Regions from separate parts of the Homo sapiens genome. Here all the other regions are linked to region 2. A link is an interaction called in ENCODE POLR2A ChIA-PET data of the cell type or tissue named here. Cell type or tissue: MCF 10A. All regions are shown on one strand. Each heading gives the region's core, and the rest is flanking DNA. Links, peaks and the distances in the headings are about the cores only. Region 1 overlaps LAMB1 (laminin subunit beta 1). Region 2 overlaps LAMB4 (laminin subunit beta 4). Region 3 overlaps NRCAM (neuronal cell adhesion molecule).

What was found. Peaks named below come from ENCODE experiments on the same cell type or tissue, not always from the same donor. Only the 100,000 strongest peaks of a DNase experiment are listed, where the experiment ranks them.
Region 1: POLR2A ChIA-PET joins it to region 2 with 8 read pairs; 4 of 35 experiments call an interaction of 5 or more read pairs at or near these places.
Region 3: POLR2A ChIA-PET joins it to region 2 with 9 read pairs; 3 of 35 experiments call an interaction of 5 or more read pairs at or near these places.

Annotation. Positions count from the first base shown.
Region 1 is chr7:107,956,056-107,961,055 of GRCh38, forward strand. LAMB1 (laminin subunit beta 1) reads right to left here. Exons shown (of 34, transcript NM_002291.3): 18 at 4,390-4,594; 19 at 3,636-3,779; 20 at 3,194-3,425. Among named protein-coding and RNA genes, the nearest start is that of LAMB1, 45 kb to the right of the region's middle. In MCF 10A, for the core only: no CTCF peak of the experiment used is centred there; a DNase peak (open chromatin) is centred at 2,896.
Region 2 is chr7:108,064,830-108,069,829 of GRCh38, forward strand. LAMB4 (laminin subunit beta 4) reads right to left here. Exons shown (of 34, transcript NM_007356.3): 18 at 4,879-5,000; 19 at 3,187-3,330; 20 at 1,540-1,771; 21 at 933-1,090. Among named protein-coding and RNA genes, the nearest start is that of LAMB4, 63 kb to the right of the region's middle. RefSeq lists a silencer at 3,071-3,295. In MCF 10A, for the core only: no CTCF peak of the experiment used is centred there; a DNase peak (open chromatin) is centred at 1,882.
Region 3 is chr7:108,153,105-108,164,638 of GRCh38, forward strand. NRCAM (neuronal cell adhesion molecule) reads right to left here. Exons shown (of 33, transcript NM_001037132.4): 31 at 7,257-7,388; 32 at 6,359-6,437. Among named protein-coding and RNA genes, the nearest start is that of LAMB4, 29 kb to the left of the region's middle. In MCF 10A, for the core only: no CTCF peak of the experiment used is centred there; no DNase peak of the experiment used is centred there.

The DNA of each region.
Region 1 (5,000 bases), core at 1-5,000, 110 kb before region 2:
CCGGCTAATTTTTGTATTTTTAGTAGAGACAGGGTTTCACCATGTTGGCCAGGCTGGTCTTGAACTCCTGATCTCAGGTGATCCACCCACCTCAGCCTCCCAAAGTGCTGGGATTACAGGTGTGAGCCACCATACCCAGCCTAATTTTTATATTTTTAGTAGAGATGGGGTTTCACCATGTTGGTCAAGCTGGTCTCAAACTCCTGACCTCAGGTGATCTGCCCACCTCTCTTTATGTTTTCATGTGGAAGATTTACTATGGGAACAGTGGTTCTCAAACTTTAGCTTCAATCACAATCACCTGAAACAGATGACTGGGCTCCTCCCACCGAGTTTCTGATTCAGTAGGTCCCCGATAATATTGATGCTGCTGATCTAGGGATCCTACTTGCAGGACCACTGCGTTCGAGTGACACCCATGGCTTCATCTGGCCCCTCACTCACTGCTCCCCAGAGGAAGAGCCACCTCTCCCCATGTGCACTTGATTGTTCTATCAGCTGCCTGCCTGTCCTGACCATTCAGTTCTGCTCCCTCCTTGTATTACAGAGTCTGTCCTCCTAGGCGGGGCTTATACCTGTCAGCCTCTGCCTATGCCTGAGAGGGGTGATGTGTTGGCAAGCCCACGGTGGCCACAGGTCTAAAGCCATGTGCTATAACCCAGCTTTTCCCAGTACTGGAGCTGAGGGGGTGACAGGGGTGCTCTCCAGCTGTGTAGCCCCTGTGTTTGTCTCTCAGGTGGTTCCAAACTCAGGCAGGGATGGGTCATGTTACTTATTAATTCCCATATCCAACATGTCAATCCCACTCTTTAAAGATAACAAATACAGGGAGGTCAAAGGATTCTCAAAGTTTATACAACTAGTTAAATAATGAGCCAGAATTTGAATTTGGGGTCCTTAAAGCAATACATTCTTTTACTATGTTAGCCTGCTTGTCAAGGTGAATGGTAATTATGTTACTTTTTTATGTCCTACAACATAACATCTTGAAGGAACTTTGGAGACAATCTCATCCAACCTAGTTATTCTACTTATGAAAAGCTGGATATTCCGGCCAGGTGCGGTGGCTCACCCCTGTAATCCCAGCATTTTGGGAGGCTGCAGCGGGTGGATCACCTGAGGTTGGGAGTTTGAGACCAGCCTGGCCAACATGGTGAAACCCCATCTCCCTTAAAAATACAAAAGATTAGCCAGGCATGGTGGCCTGTGCCTGTAATCCCAGCTACTTGGGAGGCTGAGACAGGAGAATCACCTGAACCCAGGAGGCAGAGGTTGCAGTGAGCCAAGATCGCACCATTGCACTCCAGCCTGAGCAACAGAATGAGACTCCATCTCAAAACAAACAAACAACAACAACAACAAAAAGCCTGTAATCCCAGCTACTTGGGAGGCTGAGGCAGGAGAATTGCTTGAACCTGCGAGTCAGAGGTTGCAGTGAGCTGAGATTGCACCACTGTACTTCAGCCTGGGCAACAAGAGCAAAACTCCGTCTCAAAAAAATTTTCTAGAAGCTGGATATCCTAACTCACCCAAGGTTAGAAAGCAAGTTAGAAGCAGAATTGGGCCAGGAACTGAGGTCCAAGGATTTCCAATTCAATTTGTTTCTCAAGTCTTTTGGAGGCAATCCAAATACATCATGATAGAAACTGAGTGTTCATTTCTTGCCTCCCCTTGGGGACAATCTAAGTGTAGAGTTTTTTTGTAAATTCACAGGATTGAAACTCTGGTTATCTTGGAATGAGAAAAAAGAATGATGAGAAACTGGCTCAAACTAGATAGTAGAATTCCAAATACTTAAAATCAAGTGTTTGCCACCCAAACCTATTGTTAAAAATCTTCCTTCTCCCATACCCTTTCTCATTCTCAAAACCCTTTACAAATAAAATCCAAAGCTGGTCACAGATATCAACTATGCCATTCTGACATGATGTTCGTTCAAATGCATTCTACAGTGTGAGTGCTGATTCTGAATCAGCATTGTGGCAGCTCCCTTTGCTGTTTGCTTCTGTTCCCCCTCCTCTCTCTGCTCCCTGTTAATCTTTTTCTCATGTCTTTCTCTGTTTTCTCATATCTTTCTCTCGTACTTATTCTCCATCTCTCTTTGAAAAAACAATAATGGAAAACGGCTGAAAAGAAAAAGATGACCCCAAAATATTAATTTCCTCCTTTCACTGTTGTATAACTGTGTCCTTGCTATCTTTCTACAACACAATTTTAAGGTTGGAAGGGATAATTTTTATTCAAAGGGTAGTCCGTGGGACCTCCAAATTCTTGAGTACCGTTCTAGCATTGAGCCGAGAGCCACGTGTTTGCCTCCATGAACATCTTCATGCCAAAAGTTAATCACATACTCAGTTTTTCACTAACAATTTCTCTTTCACCTGATGAGTAACTTCACCACTGACTGAAGCACTTGCTGCAATGTTTCACAAGTGACTTTTAAAAACAAATATCTTCGATAGGGCGAATGGATGTTGGAAGAGAGAAAAATTATCACAGTGAAAAGGTGGAGACTATTACGCCCAAAAAGCCAGTTCTAACAGTACTGTCTGCATTTCTTAATTAGTAATAAACAGTGTAAGTCAGCAGGTAACTTTTTCATACGGAGTATTTTTTATCTATTGAGCTATCCTATTAATGTTATGGAGGTATATTCTCTCTCCTATTCTTACTCTACATCTAGCACATCCATAATGATTATTCAACTGACATTTGCTAACTGGAGAACAGATCTACTTAGGCATGTTTTATAGAGTCTCCTGGAAACTGTAGTTGCATAAAACGTTCTGAAAAACAAAGCTATTTAAAATGACTAATCCCATTTGGATTAGTTTCTCCTTTCGCCTAAATTAGGCAGGAGCATTTCACAACTCTTATCCTCCGCCAGAATCTGCTGAGACAGACAGAATTTCTATACAGCCCTATGGTAAGCTCTAGGGTGACTCGCCAAGAGGACGGATTCATGTCAGTTTTGTTCTCTGCGGTATCTCCAGCACCAGAACGGTGCCTGGCACATAGAGGATGTCAACTCAATATGTACTGGATAAACAAACAAGATCCTAGAAAATAGTGAGGTGGTCAGAAATGAATGAGCGAGCTGAAGCCTGGTGGAGATGAATTCTGTGGTTGGTCTAAGATGCTGTCTGCTCAGCCAGAGATCACTACATTCTCCTTACTTTCAGCATCTGCATACCTTTCACAGTTATGACCCATGGTGTAGTCCTGGCAGTTCAAGCACTCCCCAGTCACTGGGTCGCAGTCATCGGCGTGGCCATTGCACTGGCAGGGCTGGCAACTTGGAAAGCCCCAGTGCCCAGGTAAGCACCGATCACACTGCCGAGCATACACTCCCTGGAAACAGTGGCACTGGCCAGTGACGGGATTGCAGAAGGCATTGACAGATCCTTGCAGATGGCACTCACAAGCTAAAGAAACAGGCAAACAAGGAACTGCCTTGAGAAACTCATTCAATGGAAACATGCTCCTTTTATAAGCACCCTGTCCCCAATTCAGAATGCTCATGGGTTGGTGTGATCAACTTCAGGAGGGAAGCATCGGCTCTGCAGCAATGGAACCCTGCCACAATGGCTGAGTTAATCTGAATGAATGCATAACAATGCTTTTGAGGAACCTACGTTTGCATCCACTGGGGCCAAAGCCAAAAGTTCCAGGTGCACATCTGTTGCAGGTTCTTCCAACCACGTTGGGCCGGCACTGGCACTGGCCTCCGTTGGGATCACACACGGAACTTAACGAACCCTGAGGGTCGCATTCACAAGCTGTGGGTAAAGAGAGGCCAGAACCCATGACACGGAGCAGCACATCATCGGGCTCTCCCTGATCCTTTCTCCTTTAACTACTTTGGATTATTCAGAGTTCTGGTTTAAAACAGTATCATCCCTATGATGAGCGGAAGGGAAGAAAGGGGAGGCAGAGTTGGCAGATCAAAACAGTTTTTCTAGGCAGGAGGTCATTAATGTTTTCTCCCCTTGCCTTCAAAGCTCAAATATCACAGGACATTAGACCAAAGCCCAGTGACCTTCAGAGGATGGTCTGACGTTTCAAAGAGAAAAACATACATTTCAGGTATTTGATGCTTCTCTGATTCCATTCCCCTCTCCCTACCCTGCTTATGGAAATGCTTTATCCTCATGGACTTTTCCCCTGGTCACCTGTTATTTGCATATTTCTTGAATATCAATTCCATCTTCAGTGGTGCTCTTTCACTGAAATATTACTTAAAAAGATAAAGACAAACTGTAACTGAGACACTATTTCCCTTGTGCTGCCTAACACAGGGCTAGGGGGTGGGCACTCCACTGTACTTCATGTGCCAGATATACTCAGAGCCAGAAACAGCAGCTGCTGCAGCTGCCCAGCAATACCTACCCAGGCCTGTCTGGTGTAACAGGGCAGAAATGCTAAAGATGATGTTTCTGCAAACATCTGTCATCGGTGTTTTCACAACGCTTCTGCTGTTCTCTAGACATCGGTATCTCTGAAAGGTTTCCCAGGCACTGTTGGTGACCACCCCATCTCCTGAACCTCCCACGGTGAAGATGTCCAGTGATTTACAGTATGGCATGAGAACAAGCTGTGAAGAAATGAGAACGGCCAAACATCCTTACAGTGGTGCCCCATGGCATGGGTTTAAGCAAGCAAACGTGTAGAAAACCCAAATGCTTCTTTGACCCTTGAACAGAAATCATTAGACTCATTAAATAAAGTATAAACCTCCCTATTCCTAAATACTCTTGGCAGGAAATTTTAGATATGTTTTACACAGCTTGATGGCTTTTAAATGCTATTTATTTTTATTTTAGAGATGGGGTCTTGCTTTGTCGCCCAGGCTGGTCTTGAACTCCTGGCCTCAAATGATCCTCCTGCCTCAGCATCCCAAAGTGTTGGGATTACAGGTGTGAGTCACTACGCCTAGTGAAATGCTGTTTTTTTTAAAAGACATTTTATATTTTTAGAAGGAATAAATCCTTTCCATGGGG
Region 2 (5,000 bases), core at 1-5,000:
GACTTCATAAGTTATCTTCTTATTTTCAGTAAACATTCACACTCATGTTTCATGTGTAAATACCTTTTTTTTTTTTTTTTTAATTTAGAGACAGGGTCTTGCTCTGTTGCATAGGCCCCAGGCTGGAGTGTAGTGGCATAATCAGAGCTCACTGTAGCCATGAACTCCTGGGCTCAAGCGATCCTCTTGCCTCAGCCTCCCCAGTACCTAGGGCTACAGGTGCAATCCATCATGCCTAGCTAATTTTTAAAATTTCTCTGTGGAGACAGGGTCTTGCTTTGCGGCCCAGGCTGGTCTTGGATTCCTGGCCTCAAGTAATCCTCCCTCACCCACTTCCCGGCCTTCCAAAGTACTGGGATTACAGGTGTGAGCCACTGTGCCTAGCCCTCTTAAAGTCTTTAAAATAAAATTTTCAATTGAGCAAGAGATACATGTTTTGAATTAAGACTTATGTGATGGCTGTAGAATGCCCAAATATTGCTTCAAGCTACCTGAAAAAAATTAGTAATGTCTGTGAAATATCAAATTGAATATTTGAAATTATGTAAAGAAAGCATTTGACTAATTCCATTTATTTTTTAGTTGCTTGTTATATATAATATATATGCTACTTTATCACATTTATATCTTACTTAACGTGATAATTTTATTTTAAATAAATTAACTTGATTTGGTCTCATTTGGTCAATTAGTTTTCTAGAACATTATTTGCAAACAATCATAGCTCAGTGGCTGATGAGTTTTAATTGTCATTGGTTTGTGAATCATTCAAATTCTTTGTTCAATAAAGCAGCTATTTATCACATTGTGTCTTCTTACCATTTCTGCACCACACATTTGTCCAAGACAGATAAGTCATGAATATATGATCATTTTACAGATTACAGTGTGGGATAAAGAGAAAAAATTGCATCAAGCACTATACTGCATACCCGTATAACCTTGAAGACAATTGCAGATTACATCTGAGCTCCACAGATTCTGATAACAGGAATGGGCAAAATACTGATTGCTTGAGGGATCATCTGGACACAGGCAAGGACGACAGGGCTGTCCTGAAGAAGGATTTCCATAGTAACCATCAATACACCTGTCAAGACAATTTCCTTTCACCAAAATGTTTCCAGGAAAAGATCACATGTTAGCCAATGACGGTTTGCTATGCTTTAAAACAGTGCACCTCTGAAAACTGAATATTTTAGAAGATGTTCATTTGCTCTGCAAAACGACTTTTGGTTTTTATATCAAAAGTCTCAACGTATGGTCAATTAAACTCTATGTAATAGCACTCGATTTACATGTCACATTTGAGGAACATAGAAAGTAACATGCCAGGCAAATGTGTGTTATTGATTTAATCCTGCATTTTCTGGCTCGTAAGATGATTTTGAAGGGTGAGAAAGCAATGCTCTCCCCGACCTATAACAGTCCTCCCTCCCACACTTAAATATTGTTGAGTCTCTACTCAATGGATCTCTATTAGGAGATTGGAACAAAGTGTTAAAGACCTAAAAATTAAAGTGCATATGAATTCCATACCTTTCACAGTTTCTGCCAGTTGTAAAGCCTCCACAATTGAAGCATGACCCTGTCTCAGGATCACAAAGTTCAGCAAACCTATTACAAGGGCAAGGGTGGCAGCTGGGAAATCCAAAGTAGCCTGCCAGGCAGCGATCACAGCGGCGGCCAGACACCTCTCCATGGCAGGGGCACTGTCCTGTTACTTGGTCACATACAGTGTCCTTTGATCCTTGAGGATGGCAGTGACATGCTGGATGAAGCAAAGAGAAGTATGCTGGAGCGGGGATGAGTGGTGTGTGGTGGTGAAAGAGTTACAGTTCTGGTGTCTCATTTCCTTTCCCAATCCCAGTGAACTAAGCAAGCCTGTAACGTGCTTAGGACACAGCATATAATGAGTTCCAGGTAAACGTTAAATAACAATTCACTGAGTCACTGGATAAACAGTATGTTGCGAACAATTGGGTTTAATTAACGTTTGTTGTTAAAAACAAGTAACATGTTTTTAACGACTTAAACTTCCATATATCTTAGGTATATTAATATAACCTCTAGTATTAATATTTTAGTATTAATATAGTATATATAAATACTATACTAAAATAATGGTATAGTATTAATATAATCTCTAGATTATAAACCATATAAGAGCCCATCTTAACATGGTCAGAGTTTTCTTTTTCCTAGACAAGATGGAAGAGGCCCAATCCTTTTCTGATAAATTGTTGAATCCCTTGAGCCAATCTTCCCTGTGCCAAAATGTGATGCCAGTTTATGTGATAGGGTGGCGCATGGAAGAAATGTTTGTTCCTTTGTCTAGATCCCTCTGTGTATCTCAGGCATTTTGTAACTTTTCTTAAAAAAAAGAAAAGAAAAGAAAGCAATGATGGATCCAATGATGGGCTGGGTAGGTGGCCATGCCCAAGCAATGCCCAGGAAGGGGAACCATTTCTCTGGATTATGATTGAAAAGATATGTTTCCCTACTTGGAAAGGAAATTAACCTACCTGTAGGTTTTCATGGTTCCTAAGGTAGGAATCTGAGGGAACAGTATTTTCACTAATGATTTACACTGTGAAGAGAGAACTATATACCTGAACATATTAGCCATGAGAGCTGTATTATCAGCTGTGGATGAAGCCCCATCTAAACCTTTATCAATGGGTGACTTATAAAATGAGTTACAAGGCTGTTTGCAAACCTCGCATCAGAAAGGGTGATATCCTCATTGGGAGAAGTCTTGTCTGTGGTGACAGCATTGTCCCTTTCTTGACTCCCCAATCTTATCATTGTTTTAGCCTTTCCAGCCACTGGGTTTGTGAGCTAGATCCTCAAGCTGGCTTTGCCAGCTCCCTTCATGGTGTTCCACGTTTTAACTGAACTACCAACCATTTGACACAGACTGCAAACTTCCAGAGGCATGGACTATGCCTTGTTCATTACTCTCGGTTCCTAATGCAGCTCTGCCTACAGTCAGGGCCCATTGATGAATGGATGAATGAAGTGTAGCAAAAAAATGTTCAGTATATTTTATGTACATAGATAGTCTGAATAATGTAGTCAGGTTTCCAATCTCCTTCCCATTAAAACCCCCCTCCATGACTTTGCCTGCTGTCAAAATGTCAAGACTGTGAGCAAGTGTTTCCCCTTGTGTGTTTTGCTACGTACGGTGACAGCCGTGATGCCCCAAATCATAGCTTCCAGTTGAGCACCTGTCACAGCAGCGCCCGACCACAAGAGGTTTACACTGGCACTGGCCTCCAAGTCGGCTGCAGCTGGATCCGACTGAGCCCTGGGGGTGACACTTGCAGGCTGCAAGGAACAATGGAAGGGAGGTAGAAATGAATGAAGAGGCAGAGAAGCACCTCACCTTGTTAGTAGCTATAGTTCACCTCTCTCTCATTTAAGACCTCTTTAATACTCAACTCCCTCATCTGTTAAATAGGAATAATATAGAATCTGCCTTGTGGGATTGTTGTATGGATAAAAGGAAATAAGTTCTGCGAAGTAGTTAGAATAGTGCTGGTACATAGGGTGCTCAATAAACATTACTTAACAAGTTAACAGACTTAAAATTGGTTTTAAATAATTATTCTAATGTAATTAATACTATTGGCATTCTTAATACTTCAATTCCTGATGTTCTACATTGGTGCTGAATTATACCTACTACTTTATTTTTTAGAGACAAGGTCTCACTCTGTTACTCAGGCTGGAGTGGTGTGATCATAGCTCACTGTAGCCTTGAATTCCTGGGCTTAAGCAATCCTCCTGCCTCAGCATCCCAAGTAGCTAGGGCTACAGGTGTCTGCCACCATACCCCTTACTAGTGTTTTGTTTGTTTGTTTGTTTGTTTGTTTTTCTGAGACTGAATCTCATTCTATGGCCCAGGCTGGAGTGCAGTAGTGTGATCTTGGCTCACTGCAACCTCCGCCTTCCCAGTTCAAGTGATTTTCATGCCTCAGCCTCCCGAGTAGCTGGGATTACAGTCACGTGCCATCACACCTGGCTAATTTTTAGTAAAGATGGTGTTTCACCATTTTGGCCAGGCTGGTCTCGAACTCCTGACCTCAAGCAATCCACCTGCCTCAGCCTCCCAAAGTGCTGGGATTACAGGTGTGACCCACCATGCCCGGTCCCCCTTACTAGTTTTTTATTTCCCCCTATTCCATATATTTCATGACATGGTGGGTACCCTGAACTCATAGCTCTGTCCTAATGGAAAAAGCATTTGCCTAACATTCAGGAAGCCTCGGCTGTCATTGTAGCTGTCACTCTATAGCCATGCTTCTCAACTGAAGGATGATTTTGTCCCTTAGGTGACATTTGACAAAGTTTGGAGACATTTTTGGATGTCACAACTAGGGGAGGGCAGTACCGGTATAGGATCTGCAGGGCTGCTGCTAAACACCTGATAGTGCATGGGGCAGGCCCCCGCAGCAAAGAATTACCCAGCTCAAAATTTCAGTAGTGCTGAGGGAGAAAAGCCCTTCCATAGCTAAATGAAATGGGCAAGTTACATACAGATTTTGGGCCCCAATATGCTCATTTATTAAATGAATATTTTGGGATGAAAGATGTCTGGAGTTCCTTCCAGCCCTAGAATTCCAAATGAATATTTTAGGATCATTGTTCCAGCCATCTAGCCTATAAATGCTGCTGCAAAGTTCCTCTTTTATACACTCAATGTACTGTGCATTATGATTCCAACACATCAGCAGACCACTCTGTGTATCTAATCATTGAGTGATGGGTATTTTGGTTGTTGTTTGGAGTGGATGCTAACATAAATTGATTTGCTCCAAAAAGCATTTGTATGGATGTCAGTGCCTCAGTAGAGCCCATTAAACAGATACTTACCCACAGCCCCATCATGCAGCTTGGCAGACATGCTGATGATCAGCCTTTCACAGGCACCCGGGAGCACTTGAGGTCCCATTGCTGAGGCAATTTCAACACAGTTGTGAAGCTGATACTCATCT
Region 3 (11,534 bases), core at 3,113-8,112, 91 kb after region 2:
GTATAACATTGATATCCAAAACCAATAAGAATGCTTTAAGAAAGTCAAACTACAGGCTAATCTCATTCATGAACATAGATGAAAAAACCCCAAACAAACCATGACCAAACCAAATTTAGCAATCTATGAAAAAGATAATATTTCATATCCAGGTTGGGTTTATTCCAAGAATGCAGGCTTATTTTAGCATTAAAACATCAATTCATATAATTCATTATTTTAGCAGAAGAAAATAAAAATATGATAATCTCAGTAAATTTAGAAAGAGGTATATGAAAAAACTCAACACCCATTCATGATAAAAACATTAGGAATAGAATGTATTTTTATTCCTAACATTAGGAATAGAATGTATCTTCATTAACCTGATTAAGGGTAGCAACAAGAAACCTAAAGTAAACATCATCCTTAATGGTGAACACTGAAAACTTTGTTTGAAATCAGAAATAATAATAATGATGGCTGCTATCACCACTTCTAATCAAAACTGAATTAAAAGTCCTAAGCAACTTGATAAGAAAAAGAAATAGATGAAAGGAAGCTATCATTATTCATAACTGATATGATTGTGCATATAAAAAATCCAGAAGAATCTACAGGTAAATGTTAGAATATAAAGAGATTTTAATAATGTTGCTTGATACAAGATTAGCATAAAAGTCAATTCTACTTATGTTCTTGCAAAAAATTAGGAAATAAAATTCAAAATATTATTCCATTTATGAGACCATAAACATGAAGTATATAAAGACAAATCCAACAAAAATATGTGTAAGACCTCCGAAGAAAATAAAACTTTCAGAGTTATTAAAGAAGATCTGAATGAATGGAGGAATGTTCTACATCCATGGATAGAAGACTCAAATATAGTAAATATGTTAACCTTCCCCATATTGCCCTTTAGCTGCAATTTATTTCCAGTAACAGCTCAGCAGGTTTTTATGTGGATCTTGGCAGGCTGATTCTATGATGTACAAATAAATGAAAAGGGCTAAGAATATTTAAAAGGTTCTTGAAGAAGACAACTAAAGTTAGAGAACTGGACCTAGCAGATATCAAGACTTATTAAAACCTATATTATTAAGACATTATAGTCTTGGTGCAGAGATAGACAGATTGACCAATGGAATGGAATATAGGGTCTTGAAACTGGTGGAAGATCTTTTTGTTAGCTTTATTCCTATGTCATATTTTTATGCTATCATAACTAGAATAAGTTTTAAAGTCTTATTTTCCAATTGCTTGCTGATACATAGAAATATAAGACTTTTATGTTAATTTTGTGTCGAGCAACATTACTAAACTCTCTTATTATAATATTTGCTTGTTGATTCATGTGGGTTTTTACATACAAAATCATAACAGTTATCATTAATGACCAGCCAAGAAGGGGCTCCCCCAAAACATCCATTCACGCCAGCTTAACGGCTGTGGTGGAGGAGAGAATCAACAGCAACACGGGCTGTGCTTGAAAGAAGAGAAGGAAGTGGGATTCTCCCTCCTCCAACAGAGTCTTTCCAGGAAAAGCCATTCAAAGGCAGTGAGATCTTTTGAAGACCAGTCTTTAATAAGTGGTGTGATATAATATCATATACTTCAATAATTAGAATCCGGTTAAATGAGAAAAAATTATATAAGTCATACACACAGTGCTGGGTTTGTGTTCAACAAGCATACATGTCCATCTCCCATCACATCTCTTCTCTCCACTCCAGGTCCCTACTTCAGAGAGATTTTTTTTTCCTAAGAAATACCTTGTGCAACACACACGCGGAACTTTCCAGGTGTAGTGAGTGGTTATGACTCTATGAGAAGCACAGTATGAGGGCTTGCCTTTTTCAATTCCAAGATGAATTTTGTAATGAAATAGTAAATAACTTTTTGACATTGTATTCAGTGAAGTTGCCATGTCAAGTTTAAATATGAAAGGAGAGTTTCCCAAATGATATGAATCAAGAAGTCATAGAAGATGATTTAAAAGTCATATATATATATATACACACACACACACACACACACACACACACACACACACACACATATAGCAGACCTTGATTTTAATCAAGTTTTAATGGAGTAGGCAGCAGTAGTATTCAAAGCTTTACAAAACAGGTAAAAATTCATTCACATTTTAATGAGAAAGTTTAAGGATGGTGTGTATCAGACATTAATTATTAGTTTTGGATGTCAAAGGTTGAATGGATTTCAAAATAAAATATATACATATTATATAAATCATATTCACAGTGCTGGCATATATATATATGCACCTACAAAGTATCCAGTATACAAGTATTGATACAATATCAAGTATATTCTTGATACTTAGATTCATGAATCAGGATCATTGTGCAGTGGAAAGAAATGTTCCTATCACAATGCTAAAACTGCATGACTTCCCCTGGGAAGACTCCCTGTACCATCCTCCTCCTATGCTGCCCACCTGGCTTTACCTTCCTGCTTCTGTTCCCTTGGTACCTTAGTTATATCTCTTTCATAGCACTTTTCACACTCTGGTCATTGTTCTTTTACTTCCCTGCATCCATCACTAGGCTATAAACTCCCTGTGTGGGACCAAATTCTATTGGTTTGAATATTCCCAAGGCCTGGCATACAGTAGGCACTCATAAATACTGGCAGAATGAGTTCACTGTAAAATAATAGAGGAGACAGTGGGCATTTTAGAAAATTTTTTTAAAAATTCTAACATAAAACATTTCATTCCCTCAGTTTTATGACGGCAGACAAATCATTGGAATATATCCTTTCCTTTCTCTTTCCCTAAGAATAAATTTTTAGGGAGTTCAAATTGTTTTTCAATAGCACTTTGTTCAGAAGTGTGCACATCTGTTAAATCCTACTGAGTAAAATTCGGCAACAGCAGGTAAATCTGTGATAATTCTGTCTGATTTTCCTGTTGTTACCACCCTCCCATGGCCAAACCACATTGCAGCTCAAGTAACATTCATGACCCAAATACTCTTTCCTACCCACTCGCTAAAAGTCCATTATTATTTTACTCACAAGCCAGTTCACATTTGAGAGCAAAATAACTCTAATGTATATAACGAATGTGACACATCTTGGCATCATTCAAGCCTTATGAGCATGGGTTAGCATGCTTGCCACAAGCCCATGTTCACATGAATGACAAGATTCATGTGGCAAGAGCCACCAATTATGTAGTAAGTTATGAGTTCAAGTAACATGGGCATATGGTTTATGACCTAGGTTTATTCTGGTTTTAAGGAAAATGGATCTAAAGAATAAAAAAATACTTACACTCTTGGTTGCATTGTTTCTCTGATTTTTCTATATGCTAGTAAGGATGCAGATCCTACTGTCTGTATAATTAAAGAAACAAACAAAGAAAGCTGCAGGCTTCCAACAGAGGGTAACTGCTTGGGGGTGGGTGTCAGAGTAGGGGCACAGGGTTATAGCATATAATCACATTTGGCCACCAGTGAGGTTCTATCCCTCTTTGCACTATGAAATATCATCTGGCTTAGAGCCAGCCATGTAGAAACGGTTTCATCATCAAACTGGAGAATGAGCAAATCAGAAATGGAATTAATTTACACCTAGGCAATAGTCCTAATTTTGTATGTGTCTGGTCAGCATAATAATTTATTTTTGGAATGAAAGAGAATAAGAATCAATAAATAATACAGAGCTCAAAACTTCCAGAAAGTGCAAAACAGAGACAGGAACCTGGTGATCTCAGGAAGTGAATGACACTTAAATGTATTAAAAATAAAAGATTCTGTTAATAAACAGTTGGAACTGTTTTCATTAATTACAGCCTCTAAGATAATAAACACTTTTTGGATTTCTTCAAATAGAAAATAAACCAAAGGGAAAACATTCTGAGGTAGTGTCAGGAAATCAAAGGACAAAGCCGTATCTTTGTAAATCAAAGTAAAAAATGTGGTTGGAATTTTGGGGAAGTGATTTTGCTTGTGGGATTGTCCTTATGAACTTTTAGTTTCATTGAAAAAATTACATCATTGAGTTATGTTTCAAGTTGAAGACACCCATCAGAACCTTATTTCCCTTAGCACCTCCCAAATTTATGTCATTACATGTATGACAAATGTACAAGTGTTTTTGTCTTCGTGTCAATTGGGTTTGCACTCAATAAGCCCAAATGCAAAGTCTTTCTTTCCTGAGAAACTAAGGCCTAAAGACAGCTATTTGAAAACACTTTACCAACATAGCACATATAAATTAACACTAAGACAAAGACATATGACCAAATAGATGTAAACACAGTGCTTATGAGGCCAGTAACCAAATACTTGCCACGTACTGCTCCAGACACAAAATTCTATTAAAGTTGTTAGTAGATGGCTCATAGAAGAAAACAGAAATCATAGAACTATGAATCACAGGCAATGGCTGAGTTGAAAGTAAAACTAACAGTCTTTTGATTCCAAGCTAGTTCATAAAACTCAACCTCCATTTTTTAGAACAGATCCAGGGGGTACATGTGCAAGTTTGTTACGTGGATACATTGTATAGTGGTGGGGTTTGGGCTTCCAGTATACCATCACCCAAATATCAACCTTGATTTTAGTCAAGTTTTAATGGAGTAGGCAGCAGTTATCTGGGAAAGTCACATGACCTCAGATCATGGTTTCACATCGCTGTAAGAGCAAGCTGATGTTTGAGACCCAGGTGGTGAGTAGTATGTTGCTAGATTCACTGAGGCATGATAATGTAGAACAGGAACCCATCACCATGTGGAGAATGTATGAAGGACAATGCTTTATTTCCAATTCATGCAAATACATTTTTTTTCAGGGCCACATTAAAGATTTTGCTTCATCACAATACATAAGGGAGTGGTATGCATATCCTGTAGATAATTACAGCCACAAGAACTCTTAGAAATAAGAAGTTATTTAGTAATTGTAAGCTTACCTGCTTTACAGGAGAAACATGTAGAAGGGTGAATTATTTCAGCAAAGTTCTACTCATCCAGATGCCCTAGGCTACGGGCTTCTGTAGGCTGCTCTAATGTGTTACAAAACCCTCTTGGGTGAACTGGGTGTGGACGCTGCATGAGGTTTTCATACACCTTCAGCTCCAGAACCAACTTCTGACATCAAGACAACCCTCACTATGCATTTTTCTGTACCATGAGATACAGAAATTCTGAGAACTTTTTGAAACCATAGTTATCTCTCTTTAAGAGATCACAATATAAAAACTTAGGGGCTGAGATAATAAAGGAAAAACACAGGTATCTGCCTGGAAAATGATATGAAAATGATTTTATTGAAAATATATGTCTTTTTCTCAATCAGTTCTACATTTTTTATCCTTAGGATTATGTCACATGAAATTCTATGATATTGACATGATAGTGACATGGAAAAACCAAAAATGAGCTCTAGAGACAGGTAAAACTTAACATAAATATCTTCTCTACAAATGTTGCCTGGTAATCCCAATAGTGAAATATTTTATTTCACCTAAAAGCCTCTTCATCTTGCAAACAATGTCTCAAAATGGGCTTAATGCATATTTAAAAGGTATTTTATATAAGCAAGGGGCTTCTAAAAAGAAAAAAACAAGGTACAAAAGGTATTTTAAAAAGGTATACTTTTAGAATAACAGAATGCCCACATTTTATTTAAATAAATACGTACTTTGTTTCTGTTTAATTTAAACAAATCTAAAGTAATCTTTTCCTTCTCTTGAAAAGATTTATCTTTGTTTAAAGAGAAGATTTTTAAAAAATTTAGCACATAGGTTATATTAACATTTTCCCTTAATGATGGAGTCAAGCCAAGAATGTATTATCAAAGTTCTGTGAGTAACACATTGCCTAGAGGGCTACGACATTTCTTAATAAGTAACAGCTTGTAAAACAATCTAGTCACCATTTCATGATTAAAGGGCAAGGGTATGGGTATTGTTTAGGAAAACTAGTTTCAAATTCTAGATGAAAAAGTGTGTTTACACTGGTTTTATTACAGCATGTTTAGAAGATAACAAGTATAGCTTTCTTTACAATGCAGGCATTGGAGGTTCTTTTTTGTTGTTTTAATGCTCATAGTAGCATATTGGCTTTGCTAGATTGATCAATACAGCATGGTCCCATGGAAAATATGACAAAGTGGGAGACATTCCATCTCCAAAATTATGACTAAAATCAAAATTTAGTTTTTCAATGAAAAATGAAAATGTTTGACCATGAGGGACATGTAAACACTGATACATGGAAGTATCCCTAAACTTCTATTTGAGGAAAATATGAGATGCCAGGCAGAGCATATTCTGGCTGAGTTCTATTCTCGGGACTGTGTTCATGTGGGCAGAGAAGATGAAGAGCAGAGAAGCAGGGGCTCACCTGTATTCTCCAAATGTCCCATCATCTTCCTTCATAGGCTGGATTTCAGGGTCAGCATGGGCATCTTCCTTTTCTTTAACTAAAAAATGCCAAAATGGTATTATTATCTGTTGATCCTGTTCTTTCTTATTCAAAGTCCATGAAAGCATTCTTTGAGATATACAGCAGTGAAAAATAATTCCATACACAAGTAGATGTTGTATAACCATATATATGGTGGCCATGCATATATTTTGGTATTTTAGTTATTTTTGAGGCAACCCAATAGAATGTACATTTTTTAACACATAAAGTTGACTAGTTTCTCACCTGATAAATAATTTTTAAGTTTCTAAGATTTCCCCCTATTTTACCAATCTATTTGTTAACTATATTAATGGTTGAAAATTGTTTTTGTAAGAGTATTCTCTCACAGATTTTTTTTTTCTTGTCACTGAAGGGAAAATGGTCAGGTAAAGAAAATATAAATTTAATGGGCCCACTAAATTGAATAAACCATTACCTTATAGGGAAAGCAATGTTACACATCACAATATGAAGACTTAGTTCATGCATTACTTCCTTTGAAAAACTCCATGAACCTTCCCTGCAACTCTCTCCTTGCCAGTTGGTTTTAGGTGTTACTTCAGCATCCATAACCTATGTGGAGTCTAAGAAAGTAGGCTCACTAATGTTTTCAGAGAACTGATTGATTTACTCCTCCAAATGCCTTATGATCATTGACAATGTTTAGATTGCCATTATATAAAAAGGGATCAAAAGTCATTTGAAGAGAAAGTCCAAACTCATGGCTCTGGGAAGACAAAATATTACAATCTACATGATTTCCCCCATGATCTTTTTAGTTTAATGGATTATTATGTAGCATTATAAAGCAATTTTAATCTTTCTTTCTTACCTGGATATTTACCACCCTTGTTTCTTCTGATGAAGCAAACAATCAGCAAAATTAAGATAAGGAGAGCAACAGCACACATCAGACCAATGAACCAGCCCTGAGTTGCAATATCCACCTGCCGGCTTGCCATCGCTGGAAAACAAATCAATGGTGTTGGTGGCAATAGGTTAAGGGGAGATGGGAACTGCTGCAGTCTCTCAGAGTAAAAAATTGCCACGTTATGTGAGCTTTCATATATTTTACATGTGGCCCCAAATTAGGATCTGTCAATTATTAATCAGGAATTATATGAATAATTAACTTTGAAAAATCTTCATTCATTAAAAAATTCAAGTAGAGAAATCTGAATAATCATCACATTAAATGCTAAAAACCCCTGGTGAACACTGTGTTCACAGTTATTTTCACTATATATTCTCAATAAAAACAAATTCCCAAACCAATTAAAGTATTCACTGTTAACAGGATACATTTTACATTAAGTATAATGAGAAAAATACAAAACTGAGTTTTAAACAGAACAGAATGTATACATCTAATTGAGTATTTTCTCTTCAAAGGAACTGCTTTTAGAGGCTAAACTGTCCTTGCAAGGCTGTTGCCATTTTCAGTATTTTTTAGAAATCTGTTAAAAAAGAAAACGGTCCACACAAGAAACCTTTCCAGATCAGGAAAACAGCCATATTGTTTTATATAACATCTCAATTTGCACCCAAAATATTACTTAGATTTGTTATTCATCTCATTCACAAGAGTTGGTTCTGAGTGGAAATTTCTGAAAAACCAAATCCACCCTCAAAGAATCAATATTCGTTATTGCTAAGGATCCATTCAAAAGACCGGAATATCTCTCAGTCAGTGAACTCATTATTTGCCTACATGACCAGTTTGAAAAGAAAGTACTCACTTAGGTGTATACATATCCTTTCAGTTTGCATCTATTCTGTTTAATAAATGTGAAACCCCTTATTCCATCAGTCATAATATGCAAAATTTCTAAGAAAACCACAGAATAATGAGCATTTCGGGTATTATTTTAAAGTATCAATCTTATGGGAAAAAGTGCAGCATCAATGGCTATTCAGACATGCCCATGCAGATTTGCTTAATTAACTAGTATAAATTCTTTTTTAAAAGACCTTTATTTTCTCTCTTTTGACCATAATCAAGATAAAACATTTTCTTCTTTTGACTCTATAAGCATGCTTATATCATGCTTTTAATTTGACTGAATTTCTTCCGAATATATTTTACACAGTTGAGTTAGGTGTGTGTGATCTCTGGATGCAGAAATAAACATGACTACGCATATCCCAGGTTCAGCTAATGTTGCAAAAATAGCATCTCATTGCCTCTTTTTCTCCATACAAAGTTTAGGGAGAAAAAGGAAATGCTAAAAATCAAGTGTGAAGAGGAAGGTTAAAAAAAATATGGACATATGTAGAAGAAATAAAATGAGAAGCAAAAATACCTTATTTGAAATACAAGTCAAAGGCTGGTAGCCTTTTCCCAATAGGCCCTCGTGCCTTATTAGAGAAGTTTTGAGCTGTATCATAGCCACACACAAGTAAAGCATCAGTTTAGGCAGTTTCCCCTTTCCATACACATACCATAGTCATGATGATGAAGATGAGGACAATGGTAATAGCACTGATGGCTAACAGTTTTGGACCCTTACCATAGGCTAGGCACTGTGCTGAAGGCACATCTCATTTAATCTTTACAACAATTCTCTGAGGTAGGCATCAGAAATAAATCCATGCCCAGAGAAGGTTAAGAACTTGCCCAAGAGTTGGAGCAACCTGTGTCTGACTCCAGAAAATATGCTACTAGCCATTATATTATACTGCTGTAATGCATTCCTAAAAACAATCCAGATACCAAATCTGCAAAAATCTTAAGTTAAAGAATAAAATGCTATAGGCACTTCCTATTCTGAGACAGGCAAAAAGGTATTAAAAGTCCATCATTACATCCTCTTTGGCAACATATTTCTTTCAATTAATGCCTGGTCTGTGCTTTTTCTTCAAAACTGAACCAAAAACCAAATGGCATTAAGTCTCTTAAGCATTTGACTATAGTTCTTGTTTTCAGTGTGCTGATTTACAGCCTTGTCATAAATACATTCAGCATTTACATTTTTCATCTAATTAAATGCAACTAAAAAGGGAAAAACAAGATACTCAGGTACTAGCAGAGATATTGTTCTACAAGGATGGTGACTGCCAAAATCGAACTACTGACTGGCAGTTTGCTGCTATGCAACCATGGAAAAACTGGATGGATGTTTGATGGGTGGTACACAAACATCCACATTCACTGACTTTGAATTTCTGCCTCTGTGTCTAAAGAAAAAAGTATCGAATATTTCACTGCCCTATTATTTAAAATAGGCAGACACAATATGGTAATAGGTGCATGTGTGCACACACACAGTCACATTCACACACACACAAGTACACCAGAAATTGATATAAAACAGAAACTGTGTAAATGGAATAAAAATTTCTATTGACTTTCCATCCATAAAAGAAAAGATTTAAATTCCAGAATGATTAAAATAGGCATGAAGCCTTTTCAGGACAATCTAAAATCACCTGGGACATACAAATCCAAGCCATAACCATGATCATGCATCACACACACATACACACACATGCGCATACACACACATATACCCCACAGAGAGAGAATTAAACCTATGGGAGTTTTCCTTCTAGAATCAGTTTCAGTGGGTGGATATCACCCATTGAAGGGCTGGGTAGCGGAGTAAAAGAGAATCTTCATTACTTGATTTTTTTTAACAATAAAATTATATTCATGTATTATTTGAGTAATCCACAAAATGATAAATTAAACACATATAAAGAACATGAAAACAGAAAATATGGCAGGAGAATGAGATTTGCTTTGTTTTCTGGAAGTCAGCTTTACAACAGTCTTCTGCTCTGGCGTTGCTTGCTGTCATGGATATCTGTGCTCTGTGGTAGGAGGTCTCTGAGGAAAATGCTCTTGAGTCCTCAGAACCATAGAATCAACACAGAAGAGAGACAGGGTGAGGGAAATGGTTATTTGTTCTCTACTATTTATGAAGAATGCACTATGGATGAAAATGTCCTGTTCAAATGCTTAGACATCAAACGCTTAGATGTGTTTAGGAAGAGCAAAATGTGACCTTAACCAAAGTTTGGAGACAACTGACAAAAAAGCTGTTGGGCCTCGTGAAAACAAATCTGTTTTAAATCCTTTGTGATGATAAGAAAGACTGGGTAATTGAGGGACAGAGGTAAAAGAGGAAGGGGAGGTGGATGGCATTAATGAGAGGTCACGTCTGGTCATACCAGATGGGGTGGCACTAAAGAGAGGTCAAACGGGGGCAGGGAGTGGCGCTAATGAGCAGTCATACCAGGTGGGGTGGCGGTAATGAGAGGTCATACCGGGTGGGGTGGCGGTAATGAGAGGTCATACCGGGTGGGGTGGCGGTAATGAGAGGTCATACTGGGTGGGGTGGCGGTAATGAGAGGTCATACCGGGTGGGGTGGGGTAGTGAGAGGTCATACCGGGTGGGGTGGCGGTAATGAGAGGTCATACCGGGTGGGGTGGGGTAGTGAGAGGTCATACCGGGTGGGGTGGCGGTAATGAGAGGTCATACCAGGTGGGGTGGGGTAGTGAGAGGTCATACCGGGTGGGGTGGCGGTAATGAGAGGTCATACCAGGTGGGGTGGGGTAGTGAGAGGTCATACCGGGTGGGGTGGGGTAATGAGAGGTCATACCGGGTGGGGTGGCGGTAATGAGAGGTCATACCGGGTGGGGTGGGGTAATGAGAGGTCATACCAGGTGGGGTGGGGTAGTGAGAGGTCATACCAGGTGGGGTGGGGTAATGAGAGGTCATACCAGTAGTACGGGGAAGAAGCGCAGCATCAGGACACCGCCTATCTCGTCTGTTTTTCAGTTTGTGCCATAGGAAAAAAATTAAGAAATATACCTTAGAAATCCAGGGTATAAAAGGGAGAGATGGTGTAATGGTAGGAAGATTGATGAAATAACTATAGATAAAGTTGAGTCCAGTGTCCTAAAATTAGCAGAAATCAGAGAAAGAGAGAGAAGTAGATCATGAATGCAGAGTTTAAAAATTAGCCAATGATAGGCTTTCATGCCAAATATTGACATCCTTACACCGCGGAACCGAGAGGAGAGGAGAGGAGAGGAGAGGAGGAGCAGGAGCAGGAGCAGGGGCAGTGGAAGACGGTGCTTTCACACTGGAGTTAACCCAGCAGC